2 separate regions of the Homo sapiens genome follow, and region 2 is linked to region 1. The links are chromatin loops, found by intact Hi-C in ENCODE. Cell type or tissue: heart left ventricle. All regions are shown on one strand. Each heading gives the region's core, and the rest is flanking DNA. Links, peaks and the distances in the headings are about the cores only.

What was found. A loop is a pair of places that touch in the nucleus more often than their neighbours do. Peaks named below come from ENCODE experiments on the same cell type or tissue, not always from the same donor. Only the 100,000 strongest peaks of a DNase experiment are listed, where the experiment ranks them.
Region 2: it touches region 1 in a loop (1.9-fold over the local background); 5 of 110 quality-filtered maps call a loop at or near these places.

What each region holds. Positions count from the first base shown.
Region 1 is chr10:43,903,401-43,908,786 of GRCh38, reverse strand. It overlaps LINC02659 (long intergenic non-protein coding RNA 2659), which reads left to right. Exons shown (of 3, transcript NR_184145.1): 2 at 4,566-5,359. Among named protein-coding and RNA genes, the nearest start is that of LINC00841, 3.2 kb to the left of the region's middle. In heart left ventricle, for the core only: no CTCF peak of the experiment used is centred there; a DNase peak (open chromatin) is centred at 3,156; H3K27ac peaks cover 2,477 bases.
Region 2 is chr10:43,813,270-43,818,655 of GRCh38, reverse strand. It overlaps LOC105378275 (a long non-coding RNA gene), which reads right to left. Exons shown (of 3, transcript XR_945906.4): 3 at 1-149. Among named protein-coding and RNA genes, the nearest start is that of LINC00619, 29 kb to the left of the region's middle. RefSeq lists a silencer at 1,889-2,089. In heart left ventricle, for the core only: no CTCF peak of the experiment used is centred there; a DNase peak (open chromatin) is centred at 2,143; H3K27ac peaks cover 2,873 bases.

The DNA of each region.
Region 1 (5,386 bases), core at 101-5,100:
GGGATTCATTCACTATATCATTGCCCATTGCCTTATTTTTAATATTTTTGGATTAACTGGGTACACTAACGCAGTATTTAGATTTTACTCTTAACCAAATGTGAGTCTGTGATTCAAAATAAGAGTTCATCCTGATCATTTTATTAACATGATTTATATGCTTAATTTTATTTCTGCTATTTTGTTTTATGGTCATTTTTAATACACCTTTTATATTGAGGTTACTTTTTTAACCTGACTTTTCCCTTGTGATTTGGAACTCACATCTACTATTTTCATTCTGTTAGTAATGACATTTAATAAGTATGCACTGGAATCTACTTTCTCTAATTTTCATTATCAAAAATAGGCCTGGCATAGTGGCTCACACTTGCAATCCCAGTGCTTTGGGAGGCTGAGGTAGGAGGATCACTTGAGCCCAGGAGTTCAAAGTTACAGTAAGCTGTGATTGCACCACTGCACTTCAGTTTGGGCAACAGAGCAAGACCCCTCTTCAGGAAAAAAAAAAAAAAAGACAATATAAATTGATCCTTCTCTGTGTGATATGAGGAATATACTCCACTTTTACATCTTGTCTTCTGGCCATTCAATTCCCAATTTTTAGTGATACAGTAGGTTATTTGAACTAGATAACTATTACTTAGTTAATATTTTTAACCATGTGTCCTCTTTTGGAAATTATTTTTGGCATTCTTGTTGTGTTTTAATGTCCCATTGAGAATTACATTAATTTTGTTCTATAGTTTATGTTTGTTTGGGGGGAAGAGGTTATTTGTTTATTTTTATTAGTATTTTATATCATGAATTCTCCATTTTTGGATTTGATATTTTGATTCCTCACTCAGTTGGCTTAAAAATGACTCACTAAGATGTTTCTTGTTTGCATTTTTTTGTGGCTGTTGTCTGTCCAGACCCTCACATGGGGTCTGAACTTCTCAAGTTCACAAGAGAACGCAGCTTTTCTGCACTGGGATCTCAATGTCTGCATGGCAGCTAGGGGAGCCAAAATGGGAGAATGCAGGACAGACACTTCAATTTAAATTTCAGATAAACATGAAATAACGCTTCTGGTATAAGAATGCCCCCAATATTGCCTGGGCATCCTGCATTTTATCTGGAAACCCCATGTGGGTCACCATACTTTTCTTGGTCACATTTCTGCAACTGATGATCATTGTCTTCGTGTTACAAAGAAACAGGAACCAAGTTTTATCGCCTTGACCCTCACTGAATTTGTGGGGGCTTTTTCTTGAAATTAAAATAAATTATCAGGGTAAGTCTAGGCAAAAAAAAGCCCTTCATTATTTTATCTAGATTTCTGAAGAGTCTTTCTTTAACTTGGGAAAATTTCCACCAAATAGTTCTTTAATGATAGCTCCACTTTTGGAGGTTCTTTCTCTGGAATGCCTAATATTTATAAATTAAATATATCTCAGCCCATGCTTTTCCTATATTTTCTCTAATTAACCTTCTCTTATCCTCTTCCTCTGACTTCTGTGATGTCAAATTTGACTTCTCTCTTATAAAACCTTTTTTACTGAAAGGTCCATTTTGCTCTCCCCTTCCCCGTTTCCATTTCTGAAATGAACATTTTTTAAATCATCTCACAGCCTTCCCTACCCTGTTTGTTTTTTTTCTTTATGGTTCTCTACTCGAATTTCATAGAAGAAATGCTCATTTGAAGTTTATTGGAAACACAGATCAGAAGTGTTCTCAAAATTTTCCCATCTCTTTCAGAAACTATATTTTATAGGAAAATATTTCCCCTGATTCCTCAGAGTGCTTCCTCCTTTTGAACTGTGCTATCTTCTCATTCTCCTGGTGATTTTCATCTGTGTGCTCGACATTACAGAGGGAATGCAATGTTTGTCCAGAACCATTAGTGGGGATCCCGGTCTGAGTTATTCCGACCCAAGGGAAGGGGCAGGGAAGAAGACCGAGTTCTCAGTTCTCTATGCTGATTCAGCAGCCCCGGGAGCCAGGAAGCAAGCCGTTCTGAGATGGCCTGAGTGGAGCGTCTCTGCCCTTGGTTCTTTTCTCAGTTTGGAAGCCACTGGGAGTTTCCTGGAAGTGCCCTTGTTCTCTGCTGAGCGCCAGCGAGGTTCACCCCTGTTCTTGGCCTGTTCATGGCTCACAGCCCATGACAAGTGTCAGCTGGGGTTAGTGCCTCCCTGGCTTTGTGAAAGGCAGAATCTCTACCTACAAATCTTACAGCCTCCCTCTTCCCCTCTGGGCCTCTCTTCTGGACAGCGCACATGCCAGGAAAAGCTACAGGGCATTGGAGAGAGTCTTCTAGACCTTCCCCGTGATCCTTCCCAACTACATTGTTCCTTCTTTACATGTAAGGAACTAAGCTAAGGGAACTCTCGACATTTCCATCATGCGGCTGTCACCCTACCCTTCCCTCAGCCGATTCACATTTCCCCATTCATACAGTAACAAAGCATGTCAGCATGTAGTTTGCTTAGGATAATTTCTCAGATTTCACAGTATGAATATTTCACTGAATTTTCTCCCTTGAACAGAGTCCATTTTTCCTTTTTCTGGAACAAATGATATGTAAAAAACTGTATGAACCCCATTTTCATTTGGAAGCTGTTCCATGAAATATATTATCTAATTTAACAATGGGTCCCATTGTCAAATTTATTCTCAATACGAAGGCCAGCCATAGATTATCAAAACTTGCAGGCTGGTCAGCGTTCTGTGGGCTTCTGGTGAGATGTTTTACAGATAACATTCTGTATAGGAAGCAATCATGGCTTCATTCTATGATAGGCAAGGTGCCAGGAAATGCTAAATCAAGTGGCAATCGAGTCCCTAAAGAAAGTCATTTCTGATTTATGGTGATAGCTCCAACAATTCTGCTGAACTTTTTACACACTGAAATGACTACTTAGTTATGTTTTCCATTGGAGCAGAGAACAGCTGGCCTGCCAGAGACCCAGCACAGCAGCTGGAATGCAGAAACTCTCATACCATTAACCCCAAAGCCTGAGAAAAAGATTTCTTATTTCTGAAATGTAAGCGCTTGTTTTCTCCCAGCACATCTGACACCCTGAGTCTGTGGTGGCGTTCAGAAAGTGGGAAGCAGCCTGAACTGGGCTGGAGGCGAGGGCAGGAAAAGAGGAGTCAGGCGCTGGCACAATGGGGACTGAGCACTAGCAGGAGCTCCCCAAGGGCCGGGGGTGGTCTGCGTTATTTTTTAATTTATCACAGTTTCAACAGACTTATCTCGAGCAGTCTTGTCTTCCAGCTGCTGGAGCTGCCTGAAACCCTCTAGAGTGTGTGTGTGTGTGTGTGTGTGTGTGTGTGTGTGTCCACGTGCACGTGTGTGTTTTCTTCTGTGTTTGTATATTTTGCTCCTGGAGCTTTAAGAAGAGCCTAGATTAGTATTGTCCAATAGAGTGTGATACAAAGCACATACATAGTTTCAAATGTTCTAGGAGCCACACTAAAAAAAAAAAAAAAAAAAAAAAAAACAGTAAAGAGAAACTAGTAAAATCATGTAATATAATTTATTTAACTTAATACATCCAAAATATTATCAGTTCAGCATGTAACCTTCACATAACTTATTAATGGGATCGGTTGCTTTCTTCTCTTCAGGCCAGGTCTTTGAGCTCGTGTGTGTCTGCCATGCACTTCACACTCACAGCCCACCTCCTGTGGATTGGCCACACGCCTGGGTCTCAGTAGCTCGTGTGCCGGCAGCTGGGATGGGGGCAGGCTGGGCAGTGAAGAAGAACAACCTCCCCCTGTTCTAACTCATTCAGCTCTGCTCGGGTCTTCGTATTTCCCTGGCCCTGAAGCTCCCCCTCTCGGAGGTGCCCCTCTACCAGCCCCTTGAAGAATCGTGTGTGAACCATCACTCCTAGCCCTGTGCTACCAGCCCACCTCACTCACAGCTCATGCAGAACTTTGTAACTAAAATCCCAGGACCTGGAAAATACATGTCTGGGAGCTCCCAGACATAACAATCACTTCTGGACTCCCAGGAGAAGGCCATATCTTTCCCTTGGTCTTCCCTGCCCACTTCCAATCGTTGTCTCACCCTGTTTCTCCACAAACTCTCTCCTCTTTTCCTCTCTGCTCTCCCTTTCCAGATTGAGCAGGATGGTGGTGGGGCTGCTGGGGGGGCATTTCTGGGTCCTGTCCTGGGGAAACAGCTTGCAGAGGGGAGGCAGGGAAGGGCAAGGCATGCTCTCACTTCACTGTCAGTCCTGCAGCTAAGAGTCTGAGGCTGGACCACCGCCTCTGCATGGGACAACAAAACCGGGCTGGCGGCACTCCCGCGACAGTTCCCAGACACCCACAACCCAGGCAGGTGGCGCACCTGAGTAAAGGTGTCTGGGTATCGGATGGGACTGGTGGGCCTGGAAAACACAGGCCCCACCCAGGACATTTAAATTCAGCTTTTAACCCTGTGCAAGCCAAGCAAAACCAGTGGGAGCCAAAGAGTCATCAGCTTGTGGTTCCCAAGAGAGGGACGGGTCCTGGGGACTCTGTTCACAGCTTGTAGGTATCGAGGGACAGCTACCTTGCCTCCTGCCCCACCCTTTTAGGGATCTGCTGTCTATAAACTGCCGGATGTCAGGTACCTGGTTCATCATCTTCATTTTCATGCACGTCAACAGCCACATCACTGACCTTCCAACAAATCTTCCAGCCTTACCGACCCTCAGTCCTCGCCTCTAATGGCCCTATATTCCATCCGGAATCGGACCCTCAAGTGAAGTGAAATGCAGCCTGTAACTCAGAGAGTGGCAGGTTGTCTCCTCTGAACCGGTGTCAGGTGCTACTTTCTCCGCAACCCTAGGCTGTAGGCACTCAGCAGCCCCAGAATCTGCAGGCTTAGCCCTGCCATCCAGAGAGCAGTCCCTGCTGCTGCTCAGGGGGGCCATGCAGCCCAAGACGAGCCTAGATTCCCTCACAGTCTCTGCACTGTCAGGGTCCCCTAAGCTCTGCCAGGTCTCCCTAGTCGGAATGCAACATGTCTGTCTCCATGTTCCGAATTGCATCCAGTCCACCCGCAGGGCCTGTAGCCCTGCCCAGAGGTCCAGGTGGAAGGCATGATGCCCTGTGCAGTCCTGCCCAGACCCCTTCTCAGGAGGTGAGACTCTGCCCTACACATCCAGCAAGGTGCTAAACAGATCAGGTGGAACGAGAATGTCACTGCCTCGTAGTCCACCTGCAGGTACTGGAAACTGCTACCATTGCCCAGACTAGCAGAATAGATTTCACCTTCGAAAGCGACCCTGGCCTGGATCCTGCTGCTTCTGCCACATCTATTTCCAGCTTCCTCTTCCTACTGGCCTCCTTCTGAAGTCCCAACATGATGTCCTGCCAAGTCACACAGGTAATGGCCATGCCGGCTTCTTAAGCC
Region 2 (5,386 bases), core at 260-5,259, 90 kb after region 1:
CATTATAAAAGGATGCCTAAATAATTTCTAGGCAAAGAGGGACTTTCTACCAAGGCACCTACAAACATCACACGCCCCTTTCCTTTCCCCTTTTGCAGTCTGCAAAGTCCATCTTCTACAAGAGTCATGCGGTGCTTGGCTCTTCCTTGCTGAAAAACAAAAAGCACGGTCACAGCCTGCTACCCTTGCTTTCTTCCCACGAAGGAGAAATTGTTATATAGGCATAGCCAGAATCCCCAAAGGGTGTCTACACAAATGCCAGAACATTCAGATCACACATGTTCTCTCTCTACACACATACACACACACACACACACGCACACACACACACACCCATCACACTGGTGTTGGAAGAATTCTGAAATATAAAAGTCTTAATATGGACCCTAGGCTGGGCATAGGGTGGCTCATGCCTGTAATCCCAGCACTTTGGGAGGCTGAAGAAGGAGGATTGCTTGAGCCCAGGAGTTCAAGACCAGCCTGGGCCCACCATGAAGAAACCCTATCTCTACAAAAATGAAAAAAAAATTAGCCAGGCATGGTGGTGTGTGCCTGTATTCCCAGCTACTCAGGAGGCTGAAGTGGGAGGATCACTTGAGCCCAGGAGGTCGAGGTTGCAGTGAGCTGAGATCACACCACTGAACTCCAGCCTGGGTAAGAGCGCAAGACCCTGTCTTACACACACACAAAAAAAGATGGACCCTGAAAATGAATAGGTTTCCACAGGCAAAAAAGTAAGAACGTTTGGAAAGGAAGAACCCTGTGATTTTGATGTTTAATGACCTGCCGGACAAGGACTGTAGCCACCTCAGGCAAGAGAGTCAGTGGGTTGAGTCCTGGCTAGCTGGTCACTAACTTAGTGGCCTTTCAAGGCACTTGGGCCTTGGCCTCCATTTCTGCATCTGTCTCTTGGGGACCATAGTGGTCCTAGGCCAGCTGCATCACAGGGTGCATATGATAGAAGGATCTAACTCCGAGTTAGAAGTGTCTTGCTAAGATATTATTAGTCATTTCTATTATTAAAGTCAAAGTCTAGCATTCAGAGACATTAGAAGGTCACGTTTGTGTGATGAGTGATTCAAAACACGGAAGACTTTGAATGCCAAGTGGATGAACAAGTAGTACTTACACTAAAGGAATTCATGAGAGAAAATGGAAGCTTATATTTATTGAGCAACTACTACGTGCCAGGCACAAGATTTTGTGAAACTGGTGCTAAATATTTACATTTTGCTGATGAGGAAGTGGGGTCTCTAGAAAAGGAGAGATTTCCATATTGACACACACCTGGTGAGTGTAGGAACTCTACCTTAGAGCCAGGTCTCTCTGTGCCCAAAGGGAATGACTTAGCAGAAGGGAAGGAGTGGAAAACATCCCCATCACTCTCATATCCTCAAGATCCCTTGTTAGTGCAGAGGCCCCTGGGAGCTTCTTACATGTGTGTTTTTAACCTAGTTGGCCTATTCCATTAGAGGCTGTTTTCCACTCTGTCATACCTCCGCCTTCTCTAATTCTGTTCTGGGACCACTTTCCACTTGGACAATTCATCCTCCTCCTTTGCACCCTTCCCAGTCTCCTTCACCTCCATTCCCATAAACTCCTGTGCATGTTCCTGTTACAACACTCAGCCTGCTGCAGTGGAATGCATCTGTTCTGTGCATTCTTTCAGGAAAAAATATTACGTCTTCCAAAAAATATGGAACCAACCACTAATTATGGCACATCTGCTTTGTTTCAAAAGTAAGTGTGGACAGGTCCAGGATGTTATCTCCAGACTACTCTGGAAAGCTCTCGGCATTCTCGGAACTCACAAAGGATATATGAGCAATTGCTCAGTGACTAGGCTGCAACCTGTTTCTGTGGGACTCCCACAATGGCCTCACAGCCAAAACTGTGGGAAGATCTAGGAAGAAGACATAGACTCCAACCTGGGTCAGACAAAGGGCGGAGGAAATAATTGAAAATCTTATACCAAAAACGTTAGAAACAAAAGTCATTCTCAGTGCAGAAGAGTAGCAGAGAATCATTTAAAAATGTGCATCCCTAAGAGGCCGAAGGAAAAGGAGCAGAGGCTGAGCAAGAGTCCCTGTGTGACAGGAAAAGCTGTAAGCAGTGTCTGCGGCTTTCTCTCCCCAGCCACATCCGCCATTCTCTGTTAAGGGCCCTCTCACCGAGGTTAGTCAGCCTCTCTCCTTAAAACTGAAAGTGACTGCTGGCATGCAGTTCCTCTCACATCTGGATTGCTAACCACCTGCTCCCCAAATTTGAAAGTATAATGGAATTGAATTCAAATTTTTACAAAACTTAGGAACTTAGGGGGCCAACTTTGCAAATCATAATTGATTTCCAAGAGACATGTCCTATTATATTTGTTTAACAAACATGAATGTTTCGTACATCAGATGCATTCTCAAGGTGTCATCCAATCCTCTTTCATTTAAAGTAGGGCAAGCGCGTGTTAAAAAAATCTAAATATTTAAAAATGATAGCAAATCTCCCTCACAACCAGACCCCCAGATTCCTTGCGAGAGGTAACCATCATGAATAGTTTTTTTGGGCCTCCAGACATCTTACACATATGTAAGCCCATGTATTCACTTGTGTTCATTGCGTTCGTATCCTTTTCATATCAAATTAGAGCAGTCAGTGCCTACTCTTCTGAATCCAAGTTTCTTTGCTATAACAATACATTTCAGCACATTCAGACTCACTCATTCTTTTTCAAAACTGCGTTGTATTTTATTTTAGAGAAGAATGATCATGCATTTTCCCAAGTCCCTCTAGATTGGCATTTAGGTACGTTCCGTCTTTTGCCTTTACAGGTAATACCACACACTTGCCATTGCACAAAGTTGCTCTCCCAAAGCATCAGAGGCCCTCCCCCTACCTTGCCACACTGGCTAATGTGGGACAGTTTACCTTTTTCCAGGCTCAGTGGTGAGCAATCCTATGCTGTCTCTTTATTATTTAGTCTTTTCTTTCTCTGTGGACTGCCATGTGTGTTGTCAATTTTTCCACTGAGTGGCATTTTGGTGACAGATTTGTAATCCCTGGCTTTACAATAGTGACATGTTCTTCTTCTGACTTGTTTGGCAAGTATTTTTCCTGTTTGACCTTTTTTTAAATTTAACTTCTGCCATATTTTTCATTGGTGAATTTTAGTTTTATTTTTATGTACTCATATGCATGAGTCTTTTCCCTTATAGTTTCTGGGTCTTGTTTTGTTTTGCTTAGCAAGGACTCACCCACTCTCTTGAGAGACAAACAAGAAGACTGAAGTAAAGTGAAAGATGTACTTTTGTCTGGAAGAGGAACTCTCAGAATATGTCATGTAGTGATAAATAATTTAATGCAATCACAAAACATTCCAAACATGTTCCTTTTTAGAAACTTAGTGATTTTTTTATAAATCAGAAAAATAAATAGGGGGGTTAGGTAGCAAGTTTGGCTCAGTCAGATGTTAAAGGCTAGAATGATTAAAATCCAGTGATTCCAGTGCAGAAATAATCAAAGAAATAGAATAGAACAGAATCCAGAAACACAACCAAGAATAAATGGAAGTATTGGATTTTATAAATGTAACATTTCAGCACCATAAGCAAGCAATGCCGCAAAAAAAAAAAGGCTCAATTGGAGGGCAGGGCAGGGGAAGGAGAAGGAATGTAGTCTCCTACCTAAGTCCTCATACCAAATTTATTGGCAGTTGTGGCAAATATTTAAACATAATAAATGAAGTCACAAAAGTACCAGAAGATAATGTATTTTTATAATATTAGGATAAATAAAGGCTTTCTACACATGCCCAGAATTAATTAATCATCAAGGAAGTGATGAACAAATTTTACTATGTAAGATATGCATAGTTCTGCAAAACCACATGATGAAAATCAAACAACAATGTAAAAGCTGGGAGAATATACTAACAAGACACATGGCAATGAATAAGTATTCACAATGCATAAAGAATTTTTTTCAAGTAGTTAAGAAAGTAAGAAGATAAAGATAATGATCAAATTAATGTAAAATATAAGAAAGTATAAGCAAACTTAATACATAAAACCAAATGTTCAGAATCAGCAAAGCTGTGAAAAAGAAAATGACCACAGCTGCACAATGGGAGCACCACTTGGCAATAGGTTGAATTCCATGTCATTGCCAATATTTCATCCTTTTTGACCTACAAAATATCCATTTTTCAATCAAAATTGGAAGTGCACATAGTCTTCGAGTCAAGAATACTACTTTCAGATATTTTTAATATATTTTAACATGTACAGTGGATATTTATACAAGTTTTATTATCCATTGGATTGCTTAGAAATTTTTTGTTAAGTCCAAAAGTACCAGTGTCATGTGGGGTATAGCAGGGTACACACTGCTTGTGGGCGCAGCAAGTGGTACAATCAATAGAATAGTCATGTGGCAACAGCCACCAGCAAAGTTGAAGATGTATGTCTCGTATCATGCAGCAATTGCCTTCCTAGGCAGGTGTGTGTGCATGTGGGTGTGATACATACATTCTATTCCTATGATGGCAAGTGCTGTTTCACAAGATATATGCATCTTCAGTTAGTCCATGTTACATGATATGTACCTGTGAAACACACATGTATACATGTACACATATGAATGTACATGTGTACGCAGCATATACATGTGCATCTGCACATGCTTATACTGTGCACATAAAAATGTGCGTATGCATAGCATAACATATAATGTATATGGGCATATGCAAACATGCATGTGTGCCTGTACCCTAGAGAAATTCCCACACACATATATATACAGTAACATGTACAAAGACATTGATTTTTGCCATTGTTTATAACAAGAAAAAAATGTACACAACATAGCTGTCAGTCAGGAAAAGCATGTGTAAGTTGTAGCTTATTCATACAATGGAATATCATGCAACAGAAGACACAAATTAGACCTATATGTATCTACAGGGATAAATATCAAAAACACAAGGCCAAATGTAAAAATCAAGAAGGAAAATATATGTGAAACATGATTCCATTTGTATATGGATATATCCAAATGTAGTAAAATTATACAATAATACTGTTAATGAATTATACCAACTTAAGGAAAAGCAGTGCTGCTGAGGAGCAGGAAGGAACGAAGGGGTAAGGCCTTTTGAGCTTGATATTATTGTTCTTAAAAATTCTGAAGCAAATTGGCAAAACATTAGCATGCTAAAAGTTAATAGAAAAATCTATATATATATTTCAATGAAAAATATATGTAATGCCCTATTCATGTCTTCTTTCAAGCATGCATATCTATCTTTACATGAATACATAAAACATACTGTTTATTTCTCTTTGCAGTCCTTTTTTTCTCCTATTTCCTTTTCTCTCCCTTTTATTTCATCCTTCCT